2 separate regions of the Homo sapiens genome follow, and region 1 is linked to region 2. The links are chromatin loops, found by intact Hi-C in ENCODE. Cell type or tissue: ovary. All regions are shown on one strand. Links, peaks and the distances in the headings refer to the core of each region. The heading gives the core; the rest is flanking DNA.

What was found. A loop is a pair of places that touch in the nucleus more often than their neighbours do. Peaks named below come from ENCODE experiments on the same cell type or tissue, not always from the same donor. Only the 100,000 strongest peaks of a DNase experiment are listed, where the experiment ranks them.
Region 1: a loop joins it to region 2, with 4 times the contacts of the local background. A loop is called at or near these places in 43 of 110 quality-filtered maps.

What each region holds. Positions count from the first base shown.
Region 1 is chr17:39,159,394-39,171,119 of GRCh38, reverse strand. It overlaps ARL5C (ARF like GTPase 5C), which reads left to right and starts at 4,959. Exons shown (of 6, transcript NM_001143968.1): 1 at 4,959-5,405; 2 at 5,981-6,041; 3 at 8,262-8,409; 4 at 9,769-9,852; 5 at 10,378-10,529. The coding sequence starts at 5,360. RefSeq lists enhancers at 4,529-5,330, 5,331-6,132. In ovary, for the core only: a CTCF peak has its summit at 6,315 (motif pointing left); DNase peaks (open chromatin) are centred at 5,785 and 6,199; H3K4me3 peaks cover 1,120 bases.
Region 2 is chr17:39,238,989-39,250,714 of GRCh38, reverse strand. It overlaps the pseudogene LOC101929578. Among named protein-coding and RNA genes, the nearest start is that of STAC2, 19 kb to the right of the region's middle. RefSeq lists an enhancer at 5,787-6,361. In ovary, for the core only: a CTCF peak has its summit at 5,781 (motif pointing right); DNase peaks (open chromatin) are centred at 5,804 and 6,584.

The sequences.
Region 1 (11,726 bases), core at 1,752-9,751, 79 kb after region 2:
TGCAGTGGCACACGCCTCCAGCTACTCTGGAGGCCAAGCAGGAGAATCGCTTGAACCCAGGAGGCGAGGCTGTGGTGAGCTGAGATCACACCACTGCACTCCAGCCTGGGTGACAGAGCAAGACTCTGTCTTAAAAAAAAAAAAAAAAAAAAAAAAAAGGGAGTGACTGCTGATGGTGGTCTTCTCAGCAAAAGCAGGTAAAAAAAAACAAAGAAGTTAGGGGCAGAAGTGATCAGTCCATCTTTGGTCAAAGTGGGTTTGAGGTGCCTGTGGGACATTCAAGAAGAGAAGCAGAGGCTGGGCGTGCTGGCTTGTGCCTGTAATCCCAGCACTTTGGGAGGACCAAGTGGGCAGATCAATTGAGGTCAGGAATTCGAGACCAGACTGGGCAACATGGTGAAACCTCATCTCTACTGAAAATACAAAAATTACCTGGGTGTGGTCGTGGGCGCCTGTAATCCCAGCTACTCAAAGGCTGAGGCAGGAGAATTGCTTGAACTCGGGAGGTGGAAGTTGCAGTAACTGAGAACACGCCACTGCACTCCAGCCTGGGTGACAGAGCGAGACTCTATCTCAAAAAAAAAAAAAAAAAAAAGAGAGAGAAGAGGAAAAGACAGCTGGGTACATGGTCTGGAGCTCCACAGAGAGGTCTGGAGTAGAGTCTGATGTTTTGAATCAATGTCAGGTATTATTAACTCCAGTTTACAAAGTTCAGAGAGGTTAAACTATTTGACCACAGTTATACAGCCATGAGGCAAGGATTTGAACTCAGATATATAGATGTCAAGTTCTGTGGTGCCTTTGACCCCCAAGTTCAGTGCTAATTCCCTTGTCCCAGGATGCATCAGCTTCTGCAAGCGGGGGCTGGGGGTTTGAGAAGGAGGAAGCAGGTGTCTGAGTGTATTTGTGCCCCATGTGCCTTCTGCCTGAAATTGCATTTGCAGCCCGGACACGGTGGCTCATACCTGTAATCCCAGCACTTTGGGAGGTCGAGGTGGGTGGATCACTTGCGGTCAGGAGTTCGCAACCAGCCTGGCCAACATGGTGAAACCTCATCTCTACTAAAAATACAAAAATTAGCCAGGCGTGGTGGTGGGTGCCTGTAATACCAGCTACTTGGGAGGCTGAGGCAGGAGAATCGCTTGAACCCAGGAGGGGGAGGTTGCAGTGAGCTGAGATGGAGCCACTACACTACAGCCTGGGCGATGGAGGGAGACTCTGTCTAAAAAAAAAAAAAAAAAAGAGAGAAAAGAAATTGCATTTGCCTGGAACTTGCAGGAAAGGCATTTCTAGCTGGCTTGGAGATAGCGAGAGATGGGGGCAGATTCTTGTTTCTTGGTAATCAGAAGCTCTCAATTAACTCTGGCTACACCATCAGCAAGTTAGTGGTTGTCCATGTGTGAGGATTTCGACAACCATGAAGTCAGCTGAGACCAGGCAGGAACTGAGGGACTGGGGACTTCTGCTACCTGGGACCCTTTGTTTCCTTCCCTGACTAGCTGCTCCTGTTTTTGCAGTGGGTTCTGTCCCAGAATGAGGTGATGTGGGAGAGGCCCAGGTCCTACATGTGGCTTAAGGTTTCCACTGTTCTACACTAAAGAGAACTAGGCTGAGGCCACCATGGTCCAGGGACAAGGGGCTGTCCCAGTTCAGTATCTTAGAGAAAAATTTTGTCTTAGCTCCAATAATCTTTTTGTGTCCGGAGTTGGTTCCTGCTGGTGGGGTTCGTGGTCTCGCTGACTTCAAGAATGGAGCCGCGGACCTTCGCGGTGAGTGTTACAGCTCTTAAAGATGGCACGGACACAAAGATTAAGCAACAGCAAGATTTATTGTAAAGAGCAAAAGAATGCAATAGAACTAAAGCTTCCACAGCGTGGAACGGGACCCGAGCACATTGCTGCTACTGGCTGGGAGGTGGCCAGCTTTTATTCCCTTATTGGCCCCGCCCATGTTCTGTTTCTGTCCTATCGGAGTGCGCTTTTTTCTTTTTCTTTTTTTTTCCTTTCTTTTCTTTTCTTTCTTTTTTTTTTTTTTTTTTTTTTTTTTGAGATGGAGTCCCACTGTGTTGCCCAGGCTGGAGTGCAATGGCGCGATCTCGGCTCACTGCAACCTCTGCCTCCCGGGTTCAAGCAATTCTCCTGCCTCAGCCTCCTGAGTAGCTGGGATTACAGGTGGGCACTACCACGCCCAGCTAATTTTTGCATTTTTAGTAGAGATGGGGTTTCACCATGTTGGTCAGGCTGGTCTCGAACTCCTGACCTCGTGATCTGCCCCCCTCGGCCTCCCAAAGTGCTGGGATTACAGGCCCGAGCCACTGCACCCTGCCAGAGTGCCCTTTTTTTCAATCCTCCCTGTGATTGGCTACTTTTAGGATCCTGCTGATTGGTGCGTTTTACAGAGTGCTGATTGGTGCATTTTCCAGAGCACTGATTGGTGCATTTTACAATCCTCTTGCTAGCTACAGAGCACTGATTGGTGCGTTTTTACAGAGCACTGATTGGTGCATTTTACAATCCTCTTGCTAGCTACAGAGCGCTGATTGGTGCGTTTTACAATCCTCTTGTAAGACAGAAAAGTTCTCCAAGTCCCCGCTCGACCCAGGAAGTCCAGCTAGGTTCACCTCTCATTTTCTTCAGAGAAGGGTGCCTTGCTTTCTTTCTAAATCAGGCCTTCCTACTGTCTCTCAGAGGGGTGTGTGTGTGTGTATCTGTCTCTCTCTCTAGACCACAAGCTCCATAAAGACCCAGACTGGGAATGGGAGCAGTGGCTCATACCTGTAATCCCAGCACTTTGGGAGGCTGAGGCGGGAGATTGTTTGAGTCCAGGAGTTGGAGACCAATGGCGAAGCCCATCTCTACAAAAAAAAAAAAAAAAAAAAAATAGCTGGGAGTGGTGGCTTTCACCTCTACTCCCAGCTACTCAGGAAGCTGAGGTGGGAGGATCACTTGAGCCTGGGAGGTTGAGGCTGCAGTGAGCCGCGATCCTGCCACTGGACTCCAGCCTGGGTGACAGAGCAAGGTTCTGTCTCAAAAAAACAAAACAAAACAAAACAAAACAAAAACATAAACACCTGGACTAGGTCTGTTTTGTCTACTTCATGTATTTCCTGGCTCATATTTGTCAAATGAATGAATGAACGAATGAATGCTTCTTAAGATCCAGGTCCTGGGCCTCAAAGTGGAGGCAGATCTTCTCGTCTGTTTTTCTATTTTCTTTTCTTTTTTTTTTCTTCTTTTCTCTTTTAATTATTATTTTTTTTAATCAGGCAGCTTCCAGAGCCAGAGTATGCTCAGAGAGATGCCCTCTCCTTGTCTGTTTACTGAATGTGTTTCCAGCTTGCAGAGTGTTACTTTCAATTCTGCAAAGAGGAGGTGGGGAGGGCAGCATGCACTAAGATGTTCCTCCCCGCATCCCACTAACCCCAGGAAACAGATGGTAAAATGCTTAAGACACTGCTGCTTCCCTCAGCACCCTTGGTGCCCCACCCCCCAGCCCCAGACTTGGCTCCTTCTCTCCTAAGGCTGAAATGCAATCAGCCCAGATGGGCTCTGGCAGTCAACTCTATCCTTCTAACTCTGGGCACCAAGCAGGGTGGGATGAAAGTCTGTATTTAGTCAGCTATTTTCCTTCTTCTTCCCGCAAACTTCCCAGCCTTCCTCAATCCTCTTAAACTTGTGTTCACATTCCTTTTTTAATACTCCAAGTGCCATTTCTCAGGCTGTAGCTTAACTCATTCTACATCAGTCTGACAGCAACACATTCCTCCTGTGTGCAGGGTTCTGGACCAGGCAGGGAGTGATTGGGCTGGCGGGGGAGGTCATATGCTGGTTAACAATATATGAATCCCACCCTGGTACTCACAGTTGATGGGAGGAAACAGACTTGCCCGTCTATAAGCCCAGTGTAGGGAGAAGCCCCATGTGGCTGGAGAACCAAGTCAGGGCTGGGGAAGCAGGTGGCTTTTATGGCAGGGCAGCTAATGGGTCTCAGGCATTCTCCTTTCTGAGAAGGTGAAAGGCACTCAAGGAGGAAATGCAGAAGCAAAGGCACCATCAGAAAGAGCCAGGCATGTATAGGCAGGAACCAGTAGATACAGAGCCTGGGAGATAAACCTGTGAAGGCAGGTGGGGGCTGTTCGTGGAAGCTCTTGAATGTCAAGTGGAGACTGATCTGAATCCAGTGAGCAATAGGGAGCCATTGAAGATCTATGAGCTGGGGGAGTTACAGACCCTGAGCTGTGCTTTAGGAAGGTTAATAGGGGCCATGGAGAGGATGCCTTGGGAAAGGAGAGGAAGATGCAGGGAGACCAGTTAGAAAGTTGTTACCTTAATGGAGGGTTGTTACCTTAGTGGAGGCTGCAGGAAGGCAGTACAGTCGGGTGGAAGGAGCTGGCTCCCTGGTGTGTTGGCTGGATCTCCTGCTAACCATTCCTGCAGCCTGAGGGCACGTTGCCTTTTGGACTTCTCCTTTTGTTATCTGATTTTTTGTTTTTTTCCCCCCAGCTTAAGCAAAGAAAGAAATTCACAAGCAACAGCAGGAAACTCCACCTTCCATTCCCTCCTCAGGCCTGGCCTCCTGGTTCTCTGTTGGCCCATGTACTCCTCTGCCAGGTATCTGGGGCCTCTCTGCAGGGTCTCCAGCCGGAGGATCTCTCTTCATGCTCCATCCTTGTCTTCAGGCGCCCACTTTTGGGGATCAGGAAGCTGTGCCTGGGCAGTAGGTTTGTCCGTGAATTGTAGGAGTACTGATTTATCCTAGAAGTTGCCAAGCATCAAGGGGAGACCCTGCCCTTCCCCAGGGGAATGCAATTTGAGTGGGCCCACAAGACCCACGCTAGTGAACCAACTGCACATCTGTGGAGGGTTGGAATATTCTCCCAGCTCAGAGAGGATCGGTGAGCCCTGTCTGTACTACACAGCTGGTAGGTACAGAAAGTGGGTCGCCTGGGGTTTTGCTTCAGTCTAGTGCCCTAGACATGGCACTCAGAGGAGGGAGAGCTGGGATCCGGTTCCGCGCGCAGTGCTGAGTCTCCCCTGATTTGCGGTAGTGGAGCAGTCCACCCGGAGAACTCAGGAGTTTTCGCAGGGCGAGGGGGAGGGCTGGAGCCTGGAACCCCCATATTCCTTGCACCTCTTGGGCCCGGGACAGGCAGCCCTTAGTCACTGGGGTGTCCATAGTGCCCACGAAGGGCCAGCGTCCCAGAGGGTTCCCAGGTCAGGTTGGTGACGTGTGGGGCTTCCCTAACTTCGTAGGCAAAATCTGCCAGACCCTCCCGGGGGAGCGGAGCTCCGAATACCAGGGCCGACTCCGCTCCTGAGGCCGCTGAGCCCTCCTGCACCTGTCCGGCCCGGGAAGTGCCATGGGACAGCTGATCGCCAAGTTAATGAGCATCTTCGGGAACCAGGGTAAGGGGCGCACAGGGCATCCAAGCGAGCGCTTTGATCTCGCCCTCTTCTGGGACTCCTCTGATCTGTGGTCGGACGCACGGGGGGACCTCGGGCTCCGAGGGTCGTATATGGGCGCTCCTCGACTGCCCCGCGGCCTCCCCTGCCCCCGTCCCTGCCTGCTCCTCTTGGGTCCCGGCGCTTCGGTGCGCCCCAGGACGCAAAGCTGGGCGACCCTCCTTTCTCCCCGCTAAACGGAGCCAGCGGCGGGGATGGGGGGCTGCTGCGAGTTTCCTGCGATTGTGACTTCGCGTTATGCTCTTTCTCTAAACACCGTCTCTTGGCAAGCCCCGAAGCGCCCCGGGCCTTTCAGACACTTTTCTGGAATGTGAAGGGAGGTGGGGGCTCAGCTGTCTTTTCCACCGTCCCGGAGTGGGGCAGGTGTCGGAGCTGGGTGGGAAGCAGACGCGGTACGGTGGGCAGAGGTCCCCAGCCTGCGGGGAGCGCTATCTCCTTCCTGGGAGGTCTGGTGGGGGCACACAGTCCCTTGGTCTTCGGGTTTGGCCCTGACGCTGCCCTTCCTCCGACGCTTCCAGAGCACACGGTCATCATCGTGGGACTGGACAATGAAGGAAAGACCACCATTCTCTACCGGTTGTAAGTGACTCTCGGGCGGGGAGGGTAGAGAGCTGGGCCTCCCACCAGACTGACAGGCAGGGGGACCAATCACTGGAGCTCTTCCCTGGGTTCCCGGGCTCCTCTGTAGTCCGGAGGAGCGATTGGGCACGCTGCTTGGACCTTCCTAGTACTGCGGCTCCTCGGTCTGGCATTCAAATCCTGCACCGTACAGGCAACCCTAGCTCCCACTGCTTTCCTCCATCTTCCCGGGGGCCCTGCCAAACCCAGCTCCAGGCCTGCCAAGTGTCCCAAACTGCCTCCCTGCTCTTCGCTCCCTCTAGCGGCAGGTCCCTCCTTTCTCACCCCTGTCCCCTCTGCCAGTTAACTTTCTTCCCCTTCTTCAAACCCAAAGGCTCACTGAGGCTCTGTAGCTCCTGGTCTAGCAAGCCTGGCACATATGGGTGGTGCTGAGTAAATACCGATCGCAGCTTTCCCCGATATTCGCTCTCTGGATGGCACCTCTCCCATTTTACAGCCTCCAAAGTACTTTACTTAGGAGAAGCTTTTCCATGAAAAAGTAATACATGTAATGATTTTAAAAAATTATAAAGGAAAATTTCAAACAATGGAGGAATACACGGTGAAAAGTAAGTTTCCTTCTTGCCTCTGGCTCCTAGTTTTCCTCCTATTGTAACTTTGCGTAACTTTTCAGAAGCATTATTTACATATAAAAGCATGTGTATATTTTCTATGTCACTTTAAACAAAGCACCTCTCTGATGTCCCTCACTGTGTCTGTCTCATTTTTCTAAACTCTTGCTCCTCAAAGTGTGGTCTACAGACCAGTCACACAGGCATCACCTGAAAGCTTATTAGGAATGCAAAACCATGGCCGGGCGCTGTTGCTCTCAAAGTGCCTGTAATCGCAGCACTTTGGGAGGCCGAGGCGGGCGGATCACCTGAGATCAGGAGTTCAAGAGCAGCCTGGCCAACATGGTGAAACCTCGTCTCTACTAAAAATACAACAACAACAACAACAACAACAACAAAGGGCTGAGCAAGGTGGCTCACGCCTGTAATCCCAGCACTTTGAGAGGCTGAAGTGGGTGGATCTACCTGAGGACAGGAGTTCGAGACCAGCCTGGCCAACATGGCGAAACCCCATCTCTACTAAAAAAATATAAAAATTAGCTGGGCGTGGTGGCACATGCCTGTAATCCCACCTACTCTGGAGGCTGAGGAAGGAGAATCACTTGAACCCGGGAGGCAGAGGTTGCAGTGAGCTGAGACTGCGCCACTGTACTCCAGCCTGGGCGACAAAGGGAGGCGGAGGTTGCAGTGAGCTGAGATTGTGCCACTGCACTCCAACCTGGGCGACAGAGAGAGACTACATCTCAAGGAAAAAAAAAAAAAAAAAGCAAAACTGTGGCCGGATGCGGTGGCTCATGCCTGTAATCCCAGCACTTTGGGAGTCCAAGGTGGATGGATCACTTGAGGTCAGGAGTTCGAGACTCGCCCAGCCAACATGGCGAAACCCCGTTTCTACAAAAATACAAAAATAAGCCTGGCGTGGGGGTGTGCTCCTGTAATCCCAGCTACTCAGGAGGCCGAGGCGGGAGAATTGCTTGAACCTGGGAGACATGATCGTACCTACACTCCAGACTGGGCGACAGAGTGAGACTCTGTGAAAGAAAGAAAGAGAGAGAGAGAAGGAAAGAAAGAGAGAAAGAAAGAAAGAAAGAAAGAAAGAAAGAAAGAAAGAAAGAAAGAAAGGCAAAAGCCTGGACCCCTGCCCAGACTCACTGGGTCAGAATCTGCATTTTGACAAAACTCTCAGGTCATTCAACTGCATATTAAAGTTTGAGGAGGCTGGGCTCTGTGGCTCATGCCTGTAATCCCAGCACTTTGGGAGGCCAAGGCAGGAGGATCTCTTGACAGGAGCCCAAGGTCAGGAGTTCAAGGTAAGCCTGGGCAACACAGTGAGACCCTGTTTCTATAAAAAGAAAAAAAGAGATAAAGTTTGAGGAGCCTCCTCTAAGATGTTTCCCTTCTCTGGGGTCCAAGCCAGGGCAGGGCTTAGTCTCACTCCTGTCTTCATTCCCCAGGGCCCAGCACGGGGCCTGGCTCCGAGCAGGTGTTTGGTGAACCTGGGTGGACTTGTTCTGAGTTAGATTCAGACTGCTTTGGGAGTAGAGCATTTGGGGGCCAGAGTTGGGAGTAGGCTGGACTGAGCTCTTGGTGCCCACTCCTACCTCCCCAGCTTGACCAATGAGGTGGTCCATATGTGTCCCACCATTGGCAGCAACGTGGAGGAGATCATTCTGCCGAAGACCCACTTCTTCATGTGGGACATAGTGAGACCTGAGGCTCTGAGCTTTATCTGGAACACATACTACTCCAACACTGAGGTGAGGAGGGCACCAGGGCTGAAGGGTCTCCAAGGCAGGCGTGTGATATCAGACTGTCATGTAACCTTTCTGAGCCTTGGTTCCCCAACTTGTGAAATAGAGATTATAATGGTCGGTTCCTGTGGCTCACACCTGTAATCCCAGCACTTTGGGAGTCCAAGGCGGGTGGATCACCTGAGGTCAAGAGTTCGAAACCAGCCTGGCCAACATGGCAAAACCCCACCTCTACTGAAAATACAAAAATTAGCTGGGCATGGTGTCAGGCACCTGTAATCCCAGCTACTCGGGAGGCTGAGACAGGAGAACTGCTTGAACCTGGGAGGCAGAGGTTGCAGTGAGCCGAGATCACGCCATTGCAACTCCAGCCTGGGCAACAGAGCAAGACTCTGTCTCAAAAAAAAAGTTTTATATATACATATATATAATGATCTCCCTAAGTTGTTGTGAAAATTAAATAACAAACCAATATGTAATGCATATATGTCAGATACTCAACACAGTGCAGTGCCTGCCTGTTAACGTGTTTGAATACTTCCTGGCAGCTGCTGGCAGCTTTCTGTTTGATGCACTGGATGGGTAGGCCCCTTCTCTCTAGGGGCCTTACTTTCTTACTCCAGCAGGAGTAGAATTCAGTGGTATAATTCCTGGACCGAGACAGAGCTGGGTTCCATTTCCAGCACTGCTACTCACCAGCTGTGTGGTCAAGAGCAAGATACATAGCCTCACTGAGCCTCAGTCTCTTCATTTGTAAAATGGGGATACTAACAGTACCAAGTCCACAGCGTTGTGGTAAGGCCTAAATGGAGTCATGAACACCCAATGCTTATGTAGCACAGCCTCTGCCACACAGTCAGAGGTGTGCTATTCCCATGTCTGGATAGAAAAGACAATTACAGGCCAGGTGTGGCAGCACACCTGGTGGTAATCCCAGCACTTTGGGAGGCTGAGGCAGGCAGATGACCTGAGATCAGGAGTTTGAGACCATCCTGGCCAACATGGCGAAACCCCGTCTCTACTAAAAATACAAAAATTAGCCGGGTGTGGTGGCACGCGCCTGTAATCCCAGCTACTTGGGAGGCTGAGGTGGGAGAATCGCTTGAACTAAGGAGGCAGAAGTTGGAGTGAACCAAGATTGCGCCACTGCACTCCAGCCTGGATGACAGAGCGAGACTCCGCCTCAAAAAAAAAAAAAAAGACAATTATAATGGAAGCAGGGTGGTGAAATCTTGAGGCTGCATGCTTTCATTTCTCTGGGGCTGACATCTGGGCAGTGCAGAGACCAGTGGGGAAAGAAAGAGGGCAGGAAACACATTTACCAAAGAGAAAGCCTGTCTCTCACGGCTCCCCTCTGCTGCCCAGTTTATCATCCTTGTGATTGACAGCACGGACCGGGATCGGCTGCTGACCACTCGGGAGGAGCTATATAAAATGCTGGCCCATGAGGTAAGCCCCCTGCAGTTGGGAGAGGGCCCAGTGGTACTAGCTGTGTGCCCTCAGGCTGGTCACTTAGCTTCTCTGAGATTCGTTCCTGCTGTCCCAGTTTCTGAGAGCCTCTATACCAGCAGCATGAGGAGGGCTGGTTTGTGCCTGATGAAGGGCATCAGTACCCTCAGTGCAATTGACTATAGAAGCCAGAGTTGCTGGTTCAAGTTCTAACTCCATCTTTCATTCACTGTAGGACTTTGGACAAGTGACTTCACCTCTCTAATCCTCAGTTTCCCCAAGTATAAAATGAGGAGGATCATCAATTCCCACCTATGGGATTGTCATAAAGAGGCTTTCCTTGAGCTGCTGATGTTATTTGATACGGTTGCTACCATTGTGGCAGGGCCCCCATCTCTGCCCCATCCAGGCATGGGCCTCTCTTCCTGGGACAGCTGGAGAGGGAGCCAGAGAGCGCCTGTGAGGCAGTAGGAAGGAAGGCTGGGCACTAGCAGGCTGACTGGGGCTGGGCTCCTCTGTCCACAGGCTCTACAGGATGCTTCAGTCCTGATATTTGCCAATAAGCAGGACGTGAAGGACTCCATGAGGATGGTGGAGATCTCCCATTTCCTTACTCTCAGCACCATCAAAGACCACTCGTGGCATATACAAGGCTGCTGTGCCCTCACCAGGGAAGGGTTAGTGGCTGCCCTACCTGGATCTCTAGGGCCTGGCTGAACCAATGGATGACTGACCATCAGAACCCTTCTCCTGCCTCTCTCCTGTGAGAATCTGGTTCACAGTTGGCTCCTGGGCCAAGCCAATTTGGCATCTCCCCACAGGTGAGATGTGGTGGGTAAGCCACAAGCAGACAGCATCCCTGCTCTCAGGGGCTTGTTCTAGTGGAGAAAGAGGTAGCACTCCGCCTAAATGCAATAATCTCTCTCTCTTTTTTTTTTTTTTTGAGACAGAGTTTTGCTCTTTGTTGCCCAGGCTGGAGTGCAATGGCATGACCTCAGCTCACTGTAACCTCCGCCTCCCAGGTTCAAGCAATTCTCCTGCCTCAGCCTCCGGAGTAGCTGGGATTACAGGTACCCGCCACCACGCCTGGCTAATTTTTATATTTTTAGTAAAGATGGGGTTGGCCAGGCTGGTCTTGAACTCCTGACCACAGGTGGTCCACCGGCCTCGGCCTTCCAAAGTGTTGGGATTACAGGCATGAGCCACTGCACCTGGCCGCAATAATCTTAGGTGCTGAGAAGTGATGTGAAGAATCCCACTGGTTACCAGAAATGGAAGGGAGAAGGATAGGTCTGATTTAGTTCTGGTGGTCAGGGCTGGCCTCTCTTAAGAGATGACTTTTGAGCTGAGACCTGAGTGAAGAGTAGGAGACAGCCATGGGGAGACCTGGGGAACAAGCCTTCCAGGCAGAAATCATTGACTCACTCTGACTTCAGTTTCTTAACTGTAAGGAAGAGGATCATTATACCTCCTAGAGTTTCTGTAGAGTAAATGACACCATTCAGTACACAAATCTTTCTTGAGCACCTCCTTTGTGCCAGGTACTGTTCTAGGCACTGGAGAAACAGCAGCGAGCAAAACAGACAAAAATCCCTGCCCTCACGGAGCTTACTTTCCGGTAGGGGAGGCAGATGATAAACAAGAAAAATATATAGTCAGTTAGAAAATGATGGCGGGGCGCGGTGGCTCATGCCTGTAATCCCAGCACTTTGGGAGGCCAAGGCGGGCAGATCACCCAAGGTCGGGAGTTCGAGACCAGCCTGACCAACATGGAGGAACCCCGTCTCTACTAAAAATACAAAAATTAGCCGGGTGTGGTGGCAGATGCCTGTAATCCCAGGTACTTGGGAGGGTGAGGCAGGAGAAGCGCTTGA
Region 2 (11,726 bases), core at 2,171-10,170:
GAGCGAAACTCCATCTCAGGAAAAAAAAAAAAAAAAAAAAGTGGTTTTCTGTATGGAAAAAGAGGACTAGATTCCTACCTGCAAGATACACAAAAATCAATTTCAGTTGGTTACTGACCTAAACGTGAAAAGCAAAACTGAGTCAAACCTTTTTTTTTTTCTTTTGGAGACCAACCCCGGGGCTCACTGCAACCTCTGCCTCCCGGGTTCAAGAGATTCTCCTGCCTCAGCCTCTCAAATAGCTGGGATTACAGGCACACACCACCATGCCCAGCTAATTTTGTATATTTTATAGAGACAGGGTTTCACCATGTTAGCTAGGCTGATCTCGAACTCCCGACCACTGGTGATCCGCCCACCTCAGCCTCCCAAAGTGCTGGAACTACAGGTGTAAGCCACCACGCCCGGCCAAAAAAGAGCCTCTTTTCTTTATAAATTAAAAAAAAAAAAAAGTAGGCCAGGCACGGTGGCTCACGCCTGTAACCCCAGCACTTTGGGAGGCTGAGGCAGGCGGATCACGATGTCAGGAGTTTGAGACCAGCCTGGCCAACGTGATGAAACTCATCTCTACCAAAAATGCAAAAATTAGCTGGGCGTGGTGGTGCAAGCATGTAATCCCAGCTATGCGGGAAGCTGAGGCAGGAGAATTGCTTGAATCCTAGAGGTGGAGGTTGCAGTGAGCCCAGATTGATTGCACCATTGCACTCTACCTCTGGGCATCAGAGCAAGACTCCCATCTCAAAAAAAAAAAAAAAATTAAATTTATGACTTTAGGGAAAGATTAATAAAATTTAAGGTAAAAAAAAAAAAAAAGTCAAGCACAGTGGTGCACACCTATAATCCCAGCTACTGAGAGTTTAGATGGAAGGATCACTTGACACCAAGAGTTCAAGACCAGTCTGGACAACAGAGACCTCATCTCTTAAAACTAAGGAAACAATATGTCTAAATTTTTTTTTCTAAAAGCCCCATAGCCTCAATTCTAGATAATAGCTATAGTATTTCCTAAATCTCTTAGAACTGAGTTTTTTAGTAGGTACAGTGATTTGAATATTGAATGGTCTTTTGGAGGCTTTAGTAATTAGTTTTGCCCAAACTAATTGTGAAAAAAAGATCCAGCTGGATTGATTTATTCCCTTGTTCCAGACCCCATCCTTTGCCCTAGTTTATAGTTTAAGCAGAAGACATTTCCCCTTGGGGACAATAAAGCCAAGAAAACTGAACACCACATTAAATGTTCAACACATTGGACAACACATTAAGTGTATATACCTTTTAAAAATTAACTTTTAATTTAAAAAGGGCTTAAAATTTTTAAATGAATTAACACTCTCAGTGATCACCAGCCAACACTGCTCATGGCAAAAGCTCTTTCCACATTGCCAGTTTTTTTTTTTTTTTTTTTGCCTCATAAACTTGGCCAGCTCAGAAGAACGAATGGGTAAGGAAGACTTCCAACAGCCATTGCTGCTGACCAGAAAGAAAAGTGAAGCTGGAGGCTACTTGCCTCCTCTCGGGGTGAGATGCAAGATACTTTGGCTCACCTGGAGCCTGTTGAGTCAGCCAAGTGTTTTAACAAGGTTTCTGGTGAAGACAAGCTATCAGTCTCTTGAGCAGTGGAGTTCCCCTGGCCTAGGTCAGAACCAAGTAGTAGCCATCTGGATTCTGCACCGAAAGCAGTAAAAAGGCACCAGCAGGACCAGTCAGGTCCTCACCCTCCAAGCAGCCTACAATGCGTCTGGCACACCCAAGTGTTTTTTTGTTTTATTTCTTTTTTTGAGGTGAAGTTTCGCTCGTCACCCAGGCTGGAGTGCAGTAGCACGATAGTTCACTGCAACCTCCACCTCCCGGGTTCCAGCGATTCTCCTGCCTCAGCCTCCCGAGGAGCTGGGATTACAAGTGCCCGCCACCACGCCTGGCTAATTTTTGTATTTTTAGTAGAGATGGGGTTCCACCATTTTGGCCAGGCTGGTCTTGAACTCCTGACCTCATGATCTGCCCACCTCGGCCTCCCAAAGTGCTGGGGTTACAGGTGTGAGCCACCACGCCCGGCCACACGTGTCTTAAAACCCGACTTCACATCTACCTCTTCCTACCCCCTTGTGTACATAAGCCAAGCTGACCAGCTCTGGCATGTGGAGGGGTGGAAGGCAAACATCTGAATAACCAGATGCCAAGCAGACTAGTCAGAGGTGCCCTATGCCAGATGATGTCCAGGAAGCACCTGCCCTTCTGCCTTGTATCATGCCAGGGGCAGGTGGAGAAAAGTGGGGGCCTTACCTTTCCCTCTAATAAACTCCCTGACAACAGAAACTGGAGCATTTTTTATTTAATGAGGATGCATTTATTCAGTCATGTTTTTCCTAAGCAATAAATATCTTTTAGCTATACAAATCCCTCTCCCCTTGACACAAAGCTGGCATTCACAGGTGTTTGCTAGTTAATTGGGACACATCCCCTTAATCCCCTTCAAAGAGGTTTTTTGTTTGTTTGTTTGTTTTTGAGACGTTTGAGACAGACTCGCTCTGTCACCCAGGCTGGAGTGCAGTGGGGCAATCTCGGTTCACTGCAACCTCTGCCTCCTGGGTTCAAGGGATTCTCCTGCCTCAGCCTCCCAAGTAGCTGGGACCACGGGCACGTGCCAGCACGCCCGGGTAGTTTTTTGTATTTTTTATAGAGATGGGGTTTTGCCATGTTGGCCAGGCTGGTTTTGAATTCCTGTCCTCAAGTGATCCACCTGCCTCAGCCTCCCAAAGTGCTGGGATTACAGGCATGAGCCACTGCGCCTGGCCCCCAAAGAGCCTTTTAGTCTCATTTAGGAGACGGAATATATGCTCAGCACACTCTTATCCCCCTTTATAGGGCCAGCCAGGCACACTCCTCTGCCTCTAAAATCCCTTTTTTCACCACAGCCACAAAGTATGATTCGTCCTTAAAATTCTGGACCACCTGTAAGAGTGAAGCGGGCACAAAGGCAATTTTGTTATTGGAGCCAAAGAGAACAAGCCATGCCATGGAAAAGAAAGCTTAATCTGAGGCAGAAGTGTTAGCGAGGCCTCCGTGGGGATTTGCGACAGGAAATGGCTGCCCTTTATCTGGTCACTGAGGAGAATGAAGATGCCCCCGGTGCCCTGGTGGAAAAGGTGATGGATCTGATTGGCTGGGATGGCCAGAGCTCAGCCAGTTTCCCCATCAGCTCTACAGCACTGAGTTCATCCAGAGAGATCTCTTGATAAAAGTCTGGGGGCATGGGCAACACAGAGGCAGGGGTCAGCAGGGGAAGGGAGTCCAGAGATGTGCCCACAGGAAACCAGGGGTGCCAGGAAGATGGCTATGGGGTGGGGGGAGGAGAAGTAAAGAGGGAAAAGTTGGCTGGGTGTGGTGGCTCATGCCTGTAATCCCAGCACTTTGGGAGGCCGAGGGGTGGATCACGAGGTCAGGAGTTCAAGACCAGCCTGGCCAAGATGGTGAAACCCCATCTCTACTAAAAACTACAAAAATTAGCTGGGCATGGTGGCAGGCTCCTGTAATCCCAACTACTTGGGAGGCTGAGGCAGGAGAATCTCTTGAACCTGGGTGGCAGAAGTTGCAGTGAGCTGAGATCGCGCCACTGCACTCCAGCCTGGGCAACAGAGTGAGACTCCGTCTCAAAAAAAAAAAAAAAAGAAAAAAGTCTACTTCACCTCTCATCCCTCATCTTTTGGGAGGTGTCTGAGGGGAACCCCCAGTTTAAAGACAGGACACCCACATATTAGTGACTGGGACCCAAGTACATAACAAGATGATGTTCTAATCCCATATGCTAATGCAGTGACGATCAGGTGGGGTGGAGGAGTAGAACATGGTGAATAAACCCAAGGAGACATTCTGGAAGGAGAGGGACTAATCTGGTCATGGAAGGTAGGGAAATGCCAAGAAGGGCATCCTGGGTCCCAGGAATGGTGGGGTATCACCATTCCTCTTCTAGGGAGAGGTTTCATGCAGCTACACCTGAATTTCCTATGTTCTGGAGAGAGAGGCCAGAACCTCACCTGAGTCAGGGTTCTTAGGAACCTCGTTCCCTTGCCTAGAGGTCTCCTGAGCCACATACAAAGTCAGTTGGTGACAGATGGGCCTGGGCCAGGAAAACAGTCTATGTATCAGTCTTATACCTGAACTAACAGCTCCCACTTCTAGCCCCCATCCTAGGAGAGATCCCAGCCTCCTCCCAGGTCTCGAGGGAGGGAGGTCACTAAGTAGTTCTTAGGTATTTAACGAATGCTGGACACTAGGGGGAGAAAAAATGGGGAGGAAAAAACCCCACAGACATCTCTATCCCCAGAAATGGAATGAGGCAGGTGGGATGGCCACAGAAGGAGGTCACAGGAGCCTAGCTTTTCACCCCAGCCCTGCCAGCTTTGGGTTGTGACCTCAGACTGGTCACTGTCCTTCTTGGGCCTGAGTTTCTTCTGTAAAAAGAGGGAGTGGGACTAAGTGGTCTTTAAGGTGACTTCTGGCTTAAACATTGTATGAGCCGGGTGCAGTGGCTCACTCCTGTAATCCCAGCACTTTGGGAGGCCAAAGCAGGTGGATCACCTGAGGTCAGGAGTTCAAGACCAGCCTGACGAACGTGGTGAAACCCCGTCTCTACTAAAAATACAAAAAATTAGACGGGCGCGGTGGCAGGCGCCTGTAGTCCCAGCTACTCGGGAGGCTGAGGCAGGAAAATGGCGTGAACCCAGGAGGCGGAGCTTGCAGTGAGCCGAGATAGTGCCACTGCAGTCCGGCCTGGGCAAAAGACTCCGTCTCAAAAAAAAAAAAAAAAAAAAAATTGGCCAGGCATGGTGGCAGACGCCTGTAATCCCAGCTACTCAGGAGGCTGAGGCAGGATAATCACTTGAACCTGAGGCAGAGGTTGCAGTGAGCCAAGATTGCGCCATTGCATTCCAGCCTGGGCAACAAGAGTGAAACTCCATATTAAAAAAAAAATTGTATGAAACATACCTGCTAGCTAAGTTAGTAAGGGCCACTACAGTGGGAAGGGGACCCTGGTTGGCAGTGTCCAGCACCTGGCTCTAAGAGTATTGAAAAGGCGGATCCCATCAGCAGCCCCGCAGATTTGGATAAGGTCCTGGCATGTAAGCTTCAGCAGATCCAGACCTGTAGAGTCAGACAGGGCCAGACTGAGGAAAGAGGCCTGGGATCAAGGGTGGGAAGTAAGGGACACAGTCTATTAGTCTACAAATAGCCCTAGTGTGCTCAGATATGGGAGTCAGGCTTGGATTTAAATGCCAGTTCTGCCACTTGTTAGCTGTGTGTCCTTGGGCAAGTTATTTAACCTCTCTGGGCACTGTCCTCAAGGAATAGTGTATAAATTATATGGGATAATTCGTGAGACGAGAGCCTAGCACAATGCTGGGCAACTCTTAGTCCCCAGTAAATGTTAGTTGAAGGGCCCACAACAAGCCAGGACAGAGACAGGCTTCCTGCCTGTGTGTCCCACCCACTCTCAGTCCCCTACAGGTCTGGCTCCTGCCAGACACTAGCCTCACCAGTGAAGTTGGCCAGCATCCGGCAGTAGCTGGAGAACCAGTGCTGATGCAACCATTGCTGTGTCTCTGAGATGGGGGCTTTTTGGTTCAGATCCTGAGGTATAAAATGGATGGTCCAGGTAATACCAGGACCCAGGGACAGAACAAGAAAGGGAAACAGCCCCTCCCTTGGGAGGTCCCAAGTCTGAGAAGGGAGGCTCTTCCTGCCCAGTCTTATCAGGTAAGTTACAATCTATGGCCATATCACATCTGGCCACCAGGGGGCAGGGCCACTCCATTCTGGAGCTTGAGATGAAGCTGCGGAGAAGGCTTTGGGACAGTGGAGAGTGGGAAGGGGAAGGCTCACCTCAACTGGGCTACACCCCAAGGTATCCAGAGCGAATGGTGGTGAGGAACAGAGCCTATGAGGAGGAGCAAAGGTTCAAGAACTCTGCGGAGCATTACAGCCAGTCTCCCTCCACCAACACCCTTCCTCCAGGCCTGCCCTGGGACACAGAGCTTGCTCCTGTCCTCACCCCACAAATTCCCCACCAATCCCCAGCCCTGCCCTTTGCTCCATGCCTGGGCTGGGAGCTCTTTTCTTCACTCTCACCCCAAAGGGCTGACAGGAGGTGCTCATCCTGCCTCACCTTTCTGGGGACAAGAGCCTGCAGGAGTGGGGAGAGGTCAGAGCCAGAGAGCTGAGAGGTGGCCGGGGCCTTGCAGGGGACTCCGGCCATGGCGAACACTGCAGGCAAACACACAGCAAGGCTGGTCATTGCTCCCTTCTCTCCACCTGTATATTAAGAGCTGACCAGGGGCCTGACAAGTGGACTGGGTTTCCACAGGAAGGAAGAAGTTAACCACCCGGCGGGCCTGGGGCAGTGAGGAAGGGCCTTGGAGGAGCTGGCCAGGAGGAGCAGCAGGAGGAGGAGGGGGCCAGGCAGAGGGAGCACACAAGGAAGGAGGTGGCGATGGCCCGCGTAGGACAGGCAGCCTGGAGGGCGTCAGCTCCTGGAAGCTTCAACAACCACAGACAGGGCAGAGAGTGTCCTTTGCAGGAAGTGGTGGAGTCCCCAGGGGGCTGTGATGGGCTTGCAGCAGTCAGAGCCCTGGAGGCCTCCATTTCCCCATCTGTACCGTGAGGATCTTTTCTCCAACTCTCCCCTCCTGCTCTCGCCCCAACACACACACCTCCAAGAAGACAGTGCTCTCGCAGGCGGTCTGATACTTGTCCCTCTCATGCAGGGGCTGTTTCTCCATCTTCTCACGGTCCATTTTCAGTTTCCGCTCCTTTGTGCTGCAGGAGGATGATGAGGAAAGCCTCAGGCTCCTTTCTTTTCTTTTTTTTTTTTTTTTTTTTTTTGAGCTGCAGTCTCGCTCCGTTGTGCAGGTTAGAGTGCAGTGGCGCGATCTCAGCTCACCGCAACCTCCGCCTCCTGAGTTCAAGCGATTCTCCTGCCTCAGCCTCCCGAGTAGCTGGGATTACAGGCTCGTGCCACCACGCCCGGCTAATTTTTGTATTTTTAGTAGAGATGGGGTTTCACCCTATTGGCCAGGCTTGTCTCGACCTCTTGACCTTGTGATCCACCTACCTCAGCCTCCCAAAGTGCTGGGATTACAGGCGTGAGCCACCGCGCCCGGCCCAAAGACTCTTTCTTTACCTGCCTGCCTCTCTTCAGTGGCTCTGTTGGATTGGCTGTGAGACAGAGACCAAGCCCCATCCCTCTGTGTACAGAAAAGGAAACAGTCCAAGAGATGGGGCACAGCAGGCTGAGGATCCACAGCAACGTGGGGCCAGAACCCACACAGCCGGCGAGGCCAGGTGACAGCCCTGAGAGAGAGGAAAATGGGCCCCATTGCTGCCTGTACCTTAAACACCTTGATGAGGCAGCCAGCTGAGTGCAGGTGGTCTAGCGGCAGCCCCTTGTCACTGGGCCTGAAGGTGTCGATCTGGAGGCGGAAAGGGATGCCTTTCTCTCCACCTTTCTTCCGAGGTGTGAACTGAGATGGAGAAGAAACAGAGAAAACAGGGCGACTCCAGATCCACCCACATGCAAGGGAGTCCACCCAAAACCCGTTACCCGCCTGCCACCTGTCAGCCACATACTACGACAGCAACTTTCCATCCCCAACCAGTGTCCATTCTATTTTATTTTTTGAGACGGGGTCTTGCTCTGTCACCCAGGCTGGAGTGCAATGGTGTGATCTTGGCTCACTGCAACCTCCGCCTCTCAGGTTCAAGCGATTCTCTTGCCTCAGCCTCTGGAATAGCTGGGACTACCGGCGCATGCCACCATGCCCAGCTAATTTTTGTATTTTTAGTAGAGATGGGGGTTTCATCATGTTGGCCAGGCTGGTCTCAAACTCATGACCTCAAGTGATCCCCCCGCCTCGGCCTCCCAAAGTGCTGGGATTACTGTCATGAACCATAGCTCCCGGCCAAGCTTCCATTCTTTTTTTTTTGCCCAGGCTGGAGTGCAATGGCGTGATCTCGGCTCACAGCAACCTCTACCTCCCGGGTTCAAGCAATTCTCCTGCCTCAGTCTCCCGAGTAGCTGGGATTACAGGCATGTGCCACCACACCCAGCTAATTTTGTATTTTTAGTAGAGACGGTTTCTCCATGTTGGTCAGGCTGGTTCACTGCAAGCTCCGCCTCCCAAGTTCACACCATTCTCCAGCCTCGGCCTCCCAAGTAGCTGGGACTACAGGCGCCCACCACTACGCCCGGCTAATTTTTTGTATTTTTAGTAGAGACGGAGTTTCACCGTGTTAGCCAGGATGGTCTTGATCTCCTGACCTTGTGTCGTGATCCACCCGCCTCGGCCTCCCAAAGTGCTGGGATTACAGGCGTGAGCCAGCGCACCCGGCCCCAAGTTTCCATTCTTAAAGCATCACTTTACTACGTTCTTTCCCTTGGTCAAAATCCTTCAATGGCTCCCCATGGTTGTGAGACCAGAAGCAAAGTTCCTAACCCTGGTATTGGATCACCTTAAAGAGTCAAGTCAAGCATTGCTGCACGGCTGCTCTTTCTCATCCGTCAGTGAACCCACTGACCCACCCTGCCTCCCTAATCAGGACCCCAACACACCTGCAGTTTTCCCCAGAGGCCTCTACCCAGAAAGCTCCCCTACTCACATCTGAGCTAAGACATCCCCTTCAAGGGTAGTTGAGCGGCCAGATAAAATACAGGATGCCTAGTAAAGTTTGAATCTCAGATGAACAACAAATAATTTTTAGTGTAAGTGTATCTCAACTATTGCATGGAATATACTTATACTAAAAAAATTTTTTTTTTCTTTTTTTTTTTGAGACGGAGTCTCCCTCTGTCGCCCAGGCTGGAGTGCAGTGGTGCAATCTCGGCTCACTGCAAGCTCTGCCTCCTGGGTTCAAGAGACTTTGTTTTAAAAAACATTTAAAATTTAAATTTGGCTGGTGTGGTGGCTCACACCTATAATCCCAGCACACAGCAGGAGACAGAGGCAAGAGGATCGCTTTGGGCCGGGAGTTTGAGGCCAGCCTGGGCAACAGAGTGAGACCTCACCTCTACAAAAAAATTTAAGAATTAGCTGGGCCTAGTGGCACATGCCTATAGTCCCAGTTACTCGGGAGGCTGAGGCAGGAGGATTGCCTATACCCAGGAGTTCCAGGCTGCAGTGAGCTATGATTGCATCACTGTACTCCAGTCTAGGTGACAGAGTGAGACCCTCTCTATATAAAAAAAACAATAATTTAAAATAATAATGCTGGGTGCAGTGGCTCACGCCTGTAATCCCAGCACTTTGGGAGGCTGAGGCGGGCAGTTCACTTGAGGTCAGGAGTTCAAGACCAGCCTGGCCAACATGATAAGACCCCCCATCTCTCTACTAAAATACAAAAATTAGCTGGGTATGGTGGCATGCTCCTGTAATCCCAGCTACTTGGGAGGCTGAGGCAGGAGAATCACTTGAAACTGGGAGACAGAGGTTGCAGTGAGTTGGGATCACACCACTGTACTCCAGCCTGGGCAACAAAGCAACACTCTGTTTCAAAATAAATAAATAAAATGGGGAACAGTGGCTCATGCCTGTAATCCCAGAACTTTGGGAGGTTGAGGCAGGAGAATCACCTGAGGTCAGGAGTTTGAGACCAGCCTGGCCAACATGGTGAAACCCTGTCTCTACTAAAAATACAAAAATTATCTGGGCATGGTGGCCTGTGCTGTAATCCCAGCTACTCAGGAGGCTGAGACAGGAGAATCACCTGAACCTGGGAGGCAGAGGTTGCAGCAGTGAGCCCAGACCGCGCCATTGCACTCCAGCCTGGGCGACTCTGTCTCAAAAATAAATAAATAAATATAAATAAAAATAAAGTAAAATTCAAATTTGAGCATCCTATATTTTATTTGCTAAATCTGCCAATCCACTCCAGGAAGCCTTTCAGGCCTGCCACCCCGAGCAGCCTGCAGCCTCTGTGTTTGGCCTGGCACCAGGATTCTAAGGGTAAGCAGCATCTTCTCTCTTCACACCCAGTACTCACAGTAGCCTGCCCATAATCCCGTGAAAAACAGTGAAAGAGTCCAACTTTAGAGTGAGGAAACTAAGGCTCACAGAGGCTACAGGACCTGGGTAAGATCCATGCTAAGAAGTGGTAAGGCAGGCACGGTGGGTCAGTCTTGTAATCCCAGCACTTTGGGAGGCTGAGGTGGGTGGATCACCTGAGGTTGAGAGTTCAAGACCAGCCTGACCAACATGGAGAAACCCTGTCTCTACTAAAAATACAAAATTAGACGGGCATGATGGCGCATGCCTGTAATCCCAGCTACTCAGGAGGCTGAGGTAGGAGAATTGCTTGAAGCGGGGAGGTGGAGGTTGTGGTGCGCCGAGATCATGCCATTGCGCTTCAGCCTGGGCAACAAGAGTGAAACTCCATCTCAAAAAAAAAAAAAAAAAAAGCAAAGAAAAAATATATATCCTTTTTTTTCGCACCTGGCCGAGAGTCATTCTTATTTTCCCCTCACCCCTGCCCAAACTCACCTTCCTTTTCCACCTACACGGTTGCCACCCCCTTCTGACCTCCAGCCTTTTCCCAGGCCCAGCTTCAGGCTCACCTGCAGGAAGAGAGATGTCCTCTTTGTTGGGTCCCAGTGAAACTCCACCATGTTGAGTTGTGAGAGCAGCACTTGGGGTTCTATCACTCCCACGGACAGTGGCACATCTGCAGGCACAGGGTGGCAAGCAGGGAGCCAGGCTCAGCCTTCCCAGTCCACAAGGACTCCTGAGCCAGAGCTCAGGCTCGAAGGGCCCCCGGCCTTTCCCCACTCATCGATGTCCAGGATGCGGTCCCTGGGCCCGGCTCCACCTCCACCCAGCCAGCTGCCGCTGCTGCTCTGTGTACTGCAGGTGCGGGTCGTGGAACATCACCTGCACCACACTCTGCAGCCACAGGAGGGCGTGGCGCACAGTCAGAGGACGCCAGCATTGAGGACCCAGTTTTCACACCTGTGTAGGCTGACCTTCCCACACCTCCCTTCCTACCCCAGGAGGCATTAGGACTTAGAATCACCAATGCGTGTTCAAATGCCCATCTGCCACTCACGACTGTGAACCAGAGAAGTAATCTAGAGACCCTGAGCCTCAGTTTCCTCATCTGTAAAAAGGGGGAGTTAATGCCTTCCCACCCTAGGCACGCCACCCATTTCTTTGCAACATGTCACTGTTGGTCATTTCACAGAATATGTGTAATTACTTGTTTGTCTTAGTAGAATGCAAGCCTCCTGAGGAAGGGAGCCACATCTGTCTCATTACTGATGAATCCCTAGCTCATGGAACATTTTCTGGCATAGAATGGGGGCTAAATAGGTAATTTTTTGAGAAAAGGTCATGTGTGTGAATAACACTGTGTAAATATATTTCTAATTTTATTTTTATTATTATTATTTTTTTGAGACAGAGTCTGCTTTGTTGCTCAGGCTGGAGTGTAGTGGTGCGATCTTTGCTCACTGCACCCTCTGCTTCCTGGGTTCAAGCCATTCTCATGCCTCAGCCTCCCGAGTACCTGGGATTACAGGTGTGCACCACCATGCCCAGGTAATTTTTGCATTTTTAGTAGAGACGGGGTTTCACCATGGCTGGTCTTGAACTCCTGACCTCAGGTGATGCGCCCGCCTCAGCCTCCCAAAGTGCTGGGATTACAGGCGTGAGCCACTGTGGCCAGCCTACACTGTGTAAATGTGT